Regions from separate parts of the Homo sapiens genome. Here region 2 is linked to region 1. The links are chromatin contacts, found by Hi-C or POLR2A ChIA-PET in ENCODE. All regions are on one chromosome and are shown on one strand. Each heading gives the region's core, a stretch centred on a gene start or an enhancer-like site at or near the end of the contact. The rest is flanking DNA. Distances are from core to core; before and after follow the strand shown. Region 1 has its middle 71 kb from the start of MIR3937. Region 2 overlaps LOC105373178 (a long non-coding RNA gene).

What was found. A loop is a pair of places that touch in the nucleus more often than their neighbours do. ChIA-PET counts read pairs that join two places held with the same protein, here RNA polymerase II (POLR2A). Pooled maps may share reads with other maps.
Region 2: a map of naive thymus-derived CD4-positive, alpha-beta T cell shows a loop between it and region 1 (2.5-fold over the local background). The contact joins two enhancer-like sites. A Hi-C loop is called at or near these places in 7 of 168 maps with a recorded cell type or tissue (CD4-positive, alpha-beta T cell, CD4-positive, alpha-beta memory T cell, HepG2 and 3 more) and 11 of 50 pooled maps. POLR2A ChIA-PET finds 5 or more read pairs at or near these places in 8 of 52 experiments (CD4-positive, alpha-beta T cell, CD4-positive, alpha-beta memory T cell, HEK293T and 5 more).

The regions. Positions count from the first base shown.
Region 1 is chrX:39,729,931-39,735,369 of GRCh38, forward strand. No RefSeq gene overlaps it. Among named protein-coding and RNA genes, the nearest start is that of MIR3937, 71 kb to the left of the region's middle. RefSeq lists an enhancer at 825-1,119. Within about 2 kb of position 1,946, at least 4 of the 41 ENCODE cell types and tissues checked have a DNase peak (open chromatin) inside an H3K27ac peak, as active enhancers do.
Region 2 is chrX:39,764,037-39,768,795 of GRCh38, forward strand. It overlaps LOC105373178 (a long non-coding RNA gene), which reads left to right. Exons shown (of 3, transcript XR_949026.2): 2 at 357-499; 3 at 766-1,066. Among named protein-coding and RNA genes, the nearest start is that of MIR1587, 71 kb to the right of the region's middle. Within about 2 kb of position 2,140, at least 5 of the 41 ENCODE cell types and tissues checked have a DNase peak (open chromatin) inside an H3K27ac peak, as active enhancers do.

The sequences.
Region 1 (5,439 bases), core at 696-3,195:
GGCTGAGTTGGAACTGTGCAGAATTCACCCTTCACCCTGGGGCATTTGCACCCTGGGGCACTTTCCACAGTCGACTGACTGCGGGGAGAAGTGGGAGGAGGTTACACTCAGGGCAAAGCCACTAAAGGCCAGCATTCGACCAGCTCAGCCAGCCTCCCTGGGCCTCTTGGCAGCTCTGGGCCTGCAGGGAGGGTCCTACCCACCCCAGCCAACCCTCAGAGGCCCCCCAGGCTGCCAAGGCCACGTCACCGCAGCCTGCGGTCTGCCCAGCTAATGGCAGCTGCTGCGAGGGGAGTGGAGCCGCAGTAATTACAGCATCAAGGAATCACAAATGGATCTGCAAAGATGACATTAGGAGCATTAGACCTGGCACGGCTGCCTCCGGAGAGGTCGCTGGGAGGAGGCTGGGGCTGGGGCCTGGGGATGGGAGACAGACGTGCCTCTGTCTCACCCCACCCCCTTCGTTCCCAACCGGGGCTGCGATGACAATGCCAGGATTCACAAGCCCCTCGCAGAAACCACATCGGCCGCCAGTCTCGTGTGTGTCAGCGAAGATAACAGATGTCTTTCACAGGGAAGTAATTGCTTGAAACACAACTGGACAACCCCCCAGGAGGTTGCATTACAGGAAGGAACCTTGCTTTTGGGGCCGAAGGTGGGGGGGTGGTGACCTGGTAGGCAGTCCCCTCCCCAATTCCCTTGATCCTTTGACATCCTAATGAGTTGTGCTGGCCTTGCCTCTTGCAGTCCGCAGCTCTGTGGAAGGTAATTATTATGTCAAGCCTGGTTGAGGGCGTTGGTGGTGGGGCGGGGCTTCCTGGGTGGAATTTGTGGCTGGAGGAATTCCCCAGAGGCTGGAAGGGGTTAGCAGAGGAAGAATTGGGGGAAGGGCCAGGCCTTGATCAGTTACCATCCTCCAAAGCCTGAGAAATGGGTCTGAAGCGGCAAGGCTGCCTTTGGCCAAAGCTAGCACCAGTAGGTGTCACTGTAGGAAAGGAGGGGCCCCCGGGGCTGTCTGCGGATGGGGCTGGTAAAAATAGAGCTCGCCTGTGTTCCCACTGCCAAGTCGCCAAGCCTGGTGATTTATAAGGCTGGGAGCAGACGTGTGTGTAAATGTTTTTGCGTGCGAGATGTGTAACCAACCGCGGGCTGGCTTTTTCAAACTTACGAGGAGAGAGTGAGGGAGGGAGAGAAGGGGAGCGAGAGAAGGCAGCCAGGGTGGGAAGCACATGGGCCACTTTTATGTAACACTCCTCTGATACACGCCGCAGTGGGGATTTATGCTCTCTTTGAAGTAAATTGCATCCCGGTGCACCATAGCATGAAAGTTAAGATTTACCATGGCTGGGACCTCCGAGACCCTGCTGGAAGCTAGAATAATTAGCACAGCATTTGGCTGCCTCTCCTCCTGCTCTGCGGGCGGTGACAGGAGTGGCACTAATAGATCTTCCAGGCCTGAGCCTCGTGTGTTTGTCATGGGGTCCATGGTGGCTGTGGGCAAGGAGGACCGTGATCAACTGGAGAAATGGAGGTGGGGGGAGGGACTGGGACTGACCTTATTGCAGGGGACAGTGGGACCTGCCCCACCAGGGAGGAGCTGGGTGACAAACCAGCTTGGCCCCACAGGGTTCAGGTGCCCCTCTGTCAGGGGTTGGGCCAGAGTGCGTGCTTCGGTAACCCAGGGAACTCATTTATAAAACAGATTCCAGTGCCAGACTCCCAGCTTGCTGCAGGTGGGAGTCCTGGGGCACTCCGCCAGTTTGGAGGTCCCCTGGATTATATCAACTCTCATATTTAATGTTTTTCAAAAGGCAGTGCCTAGGACTCCCATCCCTCCTGACTTTTCTCCCTCTTCTCCCCTCCTCTTCCTGCAGGCACCTTCCCTGTGTCATTTCTCAGAGGCCGTGCATTTTCATGCTGGAAAAGCTGAGACTTGAACTTGATCAACAAACCCCAGAGTCCCACAGGGAAAGTCCTAACAGCCGCCTGGTCACTCCAGTTCTGCCAAGAAACAGCTGCGTGGTCTTGGACAAGTCCCAGCCCTTCTCCAGGCTTCAGCTTCCACACTGTATCATGATGGGGTTGGATTTTTACAAGATCATCTTGAAGGCCTTCATTAACAGTCCGTGATATACTTGACTCTCCCCCTCCCCTGGACACCCTCATGGAGCTCTAAGGAATCAAAGCATAGAAGTAATGTCCCTCTGGGGTTCCAGGTGCTGCGGTAGTACACCAGTGTTGGGAAGAAGAGCTAGCAGCACCGCTCACTATGAAGATTCTAAGTGCCTACTCAGCAAGGGCTTTCCTGAGGTTGTAATAAGCTCCTGGATCAGTTAACTCTTCCGCAAGGCAGAGCAGCTTTCCAGACCCCACTTCATCATCACAATAAGTAAATGACAGCCTGGGCAACAAAGTGAGACCCCACCTCTACGAAATTAAAAAAAAAAATTAATTAGGCAGGCATGGTGGCATGTGCCTATAGTCCCACTTATTTGGGAAGCTGAAGTGAGAGGCTTGAGCCCAGGTTTTCAAGTCTGCAATGAGCTATGATCGTGCCACTGCACTCCAGCCTAGGCAACAGGGCAAGATCTTATCTCAAAAAAAGAAAGAAGGAAAGAAGGAAAGAAAAGAAAGAAAGAAAGAAGGAAAAGAAAGAAAGAAAGAAAGAAAGAAAGAAAGAAAGAAAGAAAGAAAGAAAGAGAGAAAGAGAGAAAGAGAAAGGGAAAGGAAAAGAAAACAAAAGACTCTCACAACATTCTTTTAAGGTTGCGAATAAAATTGTCCCCATCACACATCTGAGGAAACTGAGGCTTTGGCCCAAGTGAGTCAAAGGAGTGTGATGAAAATATAGATTTTGAAATCAAAATAAGTGCAAATCTCATCTCTGTGGCATGAGCTGAGTGAAATAGGATAAAGGGGAAATTCTCAAGGCCTCGGTTTTGCCATCTGAAAAATGGGCATTGAGTTGAGGGCTAAATGAGATAGTTCATGCAAAAAGGACTCACAAGGCTGTCTCCTTGTAGATGGGGTTAACGAACAGAAGTTCCCAGGCCACTGGCTGCAGGGTGCGTTTGTCTCCCAGGTCTTGCATGGTTCTTGGCAGGGATCAGGCCCAGTAAATATTTGCTGAACTGGATTACACCAATGCCACAACAGAGGCCTCACTGTCAAACCATGCTGGGGAAGTAGCAGATAAAGCTGTGAGGGCCACGGAAGGTTCTCAAAGGGATCAGGGCCAATAGCATAGAAAGAGGAAAAACTGAGTTTAAAAAGCTCATACTGCAGTCTGAAGCCCCATGGAGGCTGGGACCAGACTCAGAAGGGGACAAATGTTCTTGGGTAGATTCTGAAGGACAGATCCCCAAAATGTTCTGAGCAACCTTTCAGATCAGTTTCCCAAGCCTGGCAAATTGGGAAAAATCTGATCAATGAAGTGGAAGCAGCAGCCACAAATGCCACATGAGAGTTCTGAATGAACTGTCTTCCTGTTCCTCTCCCTTGCCCCCACCACACCCTCTACACCCTGAATTCCCATCTGCCATGTAGACATGGGTGTGGGAAGGAGAGATAAAGTGGAGGTTCCCTTTGGTGTAAATCCTGGACCCAGAAAGATAGGGGGATCTCAGAGTTACCTTAATAAATCATCAATCTCTGTCCCTGTTTCAGGTTCTCCAGCCTCAGGTGTCTTCCTGAGCTGAAAGCCAACGTGCATCCCAAACCCTAGAGATGTCCATAAAATCTGCTTTCTGCCCTTTGGAGAGGTCAGGCGTCAGTGAGGAGAACCTCCTCCATGTATGGGGCCTGAGGTTCCTCTGCATAATTACCTTTTGCACCAGGAGGCACCTCCCTTCCTTGAGATCACACCTGGGACACGAGACACAGACTTACAAAGCAGACAGGCCAGCAGAACATCCCAAGGCTCCTGGTCTCTCCTCAAAGATCAGGGATGGATGAGTGGATGGGAGGATGGATGGATGGATGGATGGATGGATGAGTGGATGAGTGGATGGGAGGATGGATGGATGGATGGATGGATGGATGGATGAGTGGATGGGAGGATGGATGGATGGATGGATGGATGGTTGGATGGATGGCTGGATGGATGGGTGAACAAGTGGATGGATGGATGAATGGACAGATGGACTGAGTCCCTCACCCTCTGCTGGATTCTTGCTCCTGTGCCTTATACCTTTTACAGTCAGGGGGTTTTCCCAAGTGTCTCACCTATTTTTCCTAACATTAGCTTTTAAAACATTCCCTTTTTTCTGCCCCTCAAAAGGTGACAAACAGCCAGATAACCTCTGGCTATCTGGAGAAATTGGCATGTTTAGTTAATTGCCGTTTCACATATATGACATCATGGAAAGAGGGAGAGCTTGGACACAGACAGACCCAGGTTTGAAAACCAGACCTAACACCACTAAGCTGTGTGACCTTGTGCAACCTACAAAACCTCTCTGAACCTGTTTTATCATCTGTAAAATGAAAGTCATAATCATGACCTCTCAGGAGTGTTGCAGGAAAGGAAATCATTCTCAAGAAGTGCCTGGCACATGGTAGCTATTTTCTTTTTAAAGGAGGGAGCTAGAGGTGGTAGAAAATAGCCTGGGCTTTGTCGTCTAAGTAAGTCTGGATTGGAACCTGCTTAACCACTCACTGTGTGGCCTTGAGCCAAGGTAGTGAATTCTGAACCTCAATCTCTTCATCTCTCAAAAGGGCTATTAATATGTACCTTTCAGGATTGCCATGAGGAGTAGATCTATTTTACATAAAGCTGCCAGTACATAGTAGGTGCTTAACAAATGGTATCCATGATCATCTCTTAAGAAAGGAGATGGGGAAACTGAGGTACAGAATGACCTGCTCAGATAATGAAAGAGTGATGGAGTCTTGGCTGCCTTCCATGTGGACCATGAGCCATGCCGAGGCACCACACAGAGCAACATTAACCATGCGTAGTCCCCACCCAGCAGCCTTCAAGCTTCTAGGTGATTGAAATTCAACTTGACCTCTGACTAGCTGCAGCACACAGGATGGGAGAGGGCCTGAAAGCTAATTTTGTTCTGTTTCCTGGACTCCCAGTCCAGTGCTCCCCTCAAACCTTCACAAGGTGGCATAGCCAGGTGATTGAATACTGCAAAGCCACACCACCATGCCCTCCAATCTTGATGCTACCACTTGGGGCTATGTGACCACTGGTCCTGGCTTGGCCTCTCTGTGTCTCAGTAATGGGAATGATAAACAGTGCCTATCTCAAAGGTTTGTTGTGCCTGTGAGATGGTGCCGGGCACATACAAAGTCCCCAATCAATGTTAGCTACGATTATTATTAGCTCTTTGCCACATAGAGCTTTGATCTCTCAAAGACCCATTAATCGCTCAGCCCCTTCTTCAAGGGATTAAAAAAAAAAACAGCAAATGAAATTCTACATGAAATCAT
Region 2 (4,759 bases), core at 890-3,389, 34 kb after region 1:
TTCCCTGGGGGCAGAACATGGATTTAAGATGCAATTCTTCAGAGGAAAATATTCCAGCTCCTAAGAAATCACAGAATCCCTCTGATGGGTTAGGAGAGAGGTCGTTTAGTGTCACTGTTAAGAACACGGGCTCTGGAGCCAGACTCTTAGGTTTCTATCCCAGCTCTGTCACATGGGCAAGTCATTTAATTCTCTGTCTCAACTTCCTCACCTGTAAAATGGAGATAATAATAGTCCCCACTTGGTCGGGTTGTTGAGAAGGTTAAATGGTCGCCTAAGTATATCTGAGTTTATCTAAGCTCTTATAGTGAAGCAGGAAGATGAGATGGGTATCTCTCTGCTCTTGCCCAAAGCAGGCTACAGACGGGTTGGTTACTGGTTCTGCTCTAAGGACTGGCCTGCTGGACTCGCTGCGCTTCTCTGCCAGCTGTTCCCTCTTCCGCCTTCTGTTTGCTTTGATCTGAGGTTGACAGACCACCTGGCCTGCTAAACTGGGAAGGTAAGCTCATCCCATCTGCCCGTTCACCTGCCAAGAGTCCATCATTGTGGTCTTTGTGTTTATACGCCGAAGGGGGCAGCTGGGGGTGAAAACAGCCCAGCTTGTTTTGTCACTTGGTCTCCCCTGCCATGACTGTTGCCCTGTAATCCCCCTCCCCCAGGGCGGCTCAGACCCAGGAATTTTAATCAACCTGGAATTAGAAACTTTGTTAACACCAGTGGCTGGAGAAAGGCCTGAGGGGGGATTCAAATGCCTGTGACTTTCAGGTGGGGGAGTCGAGCCCTCAGGAAGCCAGTCTGTGGGGGGTGATGACATCATCTCAGCCACGCAAGCCCTGCAGAGAGAAGAGGGAGTCTCCCAGCTGTGGAGACGAGAAAACAATGATCTCCACGCGCCCCGCAGCCAGAGTGGAGTTCAAGTCCCTCAGCTTAAAATCAAATCTCCCCTTTGTTCCTAACTCTCCCCCACCACCCACAAATGTCCTGCAACTGTCATGGAGCGGCTACTACTAATAATAATCACTGGCCTTGTGTTGGGCTTTGCAAACTGTTCTCACATTCACTGCACCAGTGAATCAAGCAATCCTCTGTGAGGCCAGGGAGACAGGCATTATCGCTCCCATTTTACAGAGGAAGTGACTGAGGCTGCAAAAGATGAACAGATGGGTACAAGCGTGGTCAAGTTGAGTCTCAAGCCAAGGGTTCTATGTCTTAGCCTAAAGTGGTGGTTCTCGAGCTTTAGCACACTGGAATCCCCTGGAGGGCTTGGTTAAAAGAATTTGCTTTTCTAACAAATGTCCAAGTGATGCTGATGCTGTGGGGTGGGGGTCCACGCTCTCAGAATCTGTGGCCTAAAACTTTTGCCACTACATCGTACCTCCTCATTGTGTTAATAAAGAAGCGTTTCCAGCAGCTATGGATGGACAGATTTGGGTCTTTTCCAAAGAATCTGTTAATAGCAGCATATATCTGAAACATAAGGCAGGAGCAGCAGCCTCCAGCTGCTGGGTATTTCCCACAGAAGGGAAGGAGCCTGGACGAGAGAGGCTGGGGTAACCCAGGGTTTTGGCTTGAGCGCATGGGGTTAATTCTGAATCCCTTCCGGGCAGCCCACGTGACTGGGAAGGAGGAAGGTGGAATGATTGCTTATATACAGAACCATCAAGGTCTTGACTGTGTTAAAACCCAATCATTACTTCCAGGTAGTGATGCATTTTAGGCAATGTCTTCTGCTTATGCTCAGCAATGCATGAGTCTCAGAGCGGTGGCCAGAGAAATGGCGAATCGTCGTATATTGAGCGAGTGATAATGGAATCCAGGAGGTGGAAATTACAAGTTGAAAAGTAAAATCAATGCCCTGACTGTGAAATGACTGAATGCCTGGTGAGGAACTGTGTCGAGGTGCACCCCCACTCCCCTTACTCCACACCGACCTTTAAGACGCTCACCAGTTCAGAAGTTCCTTGAGGGCAGGAAGCATATTTTAATCACGGGTAATCATAGCATATCAGGGCAGAAATGGGCCTTAGAGAGCTTCCAGCCCTGGAGTGGCAAATCGGTTTCATTTTGGTGCCAGCTACAATCATTTAGTGGTGGCTGCCTGAAGCGCTGGGCCGAGAAGTGTTCTGCGGGTCTCTGGGCTCCTTGAGGAGTCGGCCATGATCAATTAGCGATGTTTACCATGGCCAGGGGAGTGGCAAGGAGGCAGCACTTTGCTCAGATTACCCAACCCCTATCTAGTCCAACCTGTCCCGCTGACAGATGAGGAAAGAACTGCTAAGCAGCTCTGTGTCCCCACCCACACCCCAGCACATTCTTGTCCCCTAGCAGCCATCCACTTCCAGGGGTCTGTGCATAGTATTCAAGGGTCTATGAACTTGAGTGGGAGAGACATTTACATCTTTGTTTCACTAAACTCTGAGATCAAGCACTTCCTTCCATGATGAATGTAGGCAACAAACTGTGGTAGCAACAGCAGCACCTGTGACTGTCACCAATAGAAACCACAGCTATCTTCCTAGCACATCAGAGCTGCTGCTGCTGTCTCTAAAGATCACTTACACCCCTCGCTAGTCACTGTGGTCTTTGTATGAAAGGATCGTAGTTATTAGACCCAACACTAAATCTTGTTACTTAATGCATTAATAAAGAAACACACATATTACTGATCCCGAAGTTGCTTCTTAATATTTGCATAACTGCATTTCAATAGAGAATTGGTTTCCTCTGTCATACTATTTTATGCAATTAAATTCATCATCCTGAGAAGGGGTCCATAGGCTTCACCAGATGCCAGAGGGGTGCACAGCCCAGAAATGGTTAAAAACCCCTGCCAAGGTTTGCTGATAGCAGTGCAGTGTGCCAGGGCCCCTCCTGGCCTTGGCTTCAGTCAGAGAAGCGGCAGTGGGCAATATGGGCGGTCTTTGGTACCTTGTATTCTTTGCTGTGATTTGGCAGCAGCTGGCAGCTGAGGCAGTAAGAATTGGCTGCTCTCCACTCTGGGGAGACAGCTGACCTCGGGGGCTCCCTGGGCTCAGATGCCCAGACGGTGACAGCTCTGGCCCTGCACCAGGCCTCCCCGGTTTGGCCTTCCACAGCGATGGTCAGTCCAGGTCACAGACACAGCAGCTCCATGCTTGGCTCTCGCCTTCTTCCCTCTCTTATGGCAACCCTTCCCTTCCAGTGTGCTGGGCGTCCCCCAGGAACCTGCAAGACAGACTTGACGGATACTTACTGCTGTGTCTGGGTGGCTGCTTTCAGCTCTGGGGTGGGGGTGGGGGCGGGATGGGGAGGAGAAGAGAGACAACCCAGAGATTTCAGTCCCGGAGCACAGGCCACATGAGCTCCGTTTCCACTTCATTTTAAAAATGCATCTACCCTCCTTCTTTCAGGCATGCAGATACTGAATTATAGGCTATTAGCCCTGGAAGGCACCTTAAAAATTATCTGTTCCACACATTTCCCCTTGCCCCCTGCACACACACACACACCCACCACACCACGCTGTTCACTTTATAAACCAAGGAACAGGCTGAGAGAGAGAACAGGACCTGCCCGTGTGGCACAGACCTGGAACTAGAATTCACGGCTCCAAACCACGAGGCCAGTCCTTTCTCCGACATTGCACAGCCTCATAAATGACGTAAGATTTTGGCATCGTAACCATCTGTCTCAGGGTAAGGACCGGTGAAAAATAAAATTGCAAATTCTTTTCTATTCCAAACCATCACTTGATTAAGTGAGGGGATTGAGGCCACCGCAGCTGCCCACTTCCAGGGGGCTTGGTTCACACTGGTTTCCCTGGAACTGGCACAACCCGACGATCTGTGGCAGAATTCTTGTTTGTTTTTGTTTTCAAAGACTCCTTGAGAAATCCTAGAAGTAGTGTGGGGTAAAGAGTGGAAGCCTCCCATTTTCCATCAGCATCACAGACAATTCCTCAAAGATGCTCCCTGGATTGAGGCTGCTCCTTTGCCCAAGGAATCTCTCCCGCTGCTTTTCACGACAACAAACTGCTTGGGATACAAGGTCCTTCAGTTACTTGGGACAGACAAGGAGCTGGAACAAACATCCCCTACATCTCCATGGCTTAATGGAATGTGCAAAAGGCTTATTTCTTGCCCACTTCACATCCCAACCAGGCATTCCAGCAACAACCTTCCATGGGGTGATTCAGGGACCCAGGCTTCAGGCTTCTTCCATCCCGTGGCAAAGAGCACTACCAACTTCAATATGTGTCTTCCAAAGTCAAAGTAGAACAGAAACAGAAAATGGAGGATCCTGAGTGGAAGATTTTTGGTTCAGGCACATCACTTCTACCTACTTTCCATAAGCTAGAACTCAGTCACATGGCCCTCACCTAACTTCAAGGAAGGTTGGGAAATGCAGTCTAGCAGGGAACCTAGGAAGCTGGAAAAATGGGTGTGGCAGGAACAGAGTAACCCTACCAGTCTTCAGTGTCTTACTATTGTCTTATTAAAAGTTCTTTTGGGCCGGGCACGGTGGCTCACACCTGTAATCCCAGCACTTTGGGAGGCCGAGGCAGGTGGATCACAAGGTCAGTAGTTCGAGACCAGCCTGGCCAACATGGTGAAACCCCATCTCTGCTAAAAATACAAAGAAAAAAAAATTAGCCAGGCATAATGGTGGATGCCTGTAATCCCAGCTACTCGGGAGGCTGAGGCAGGAGAATTGCTTGAACCCGGGAGGCAGAGGTTACAGTGAGCCAAGATCACGCCACTGCACTCCAGCCTGGGCGACA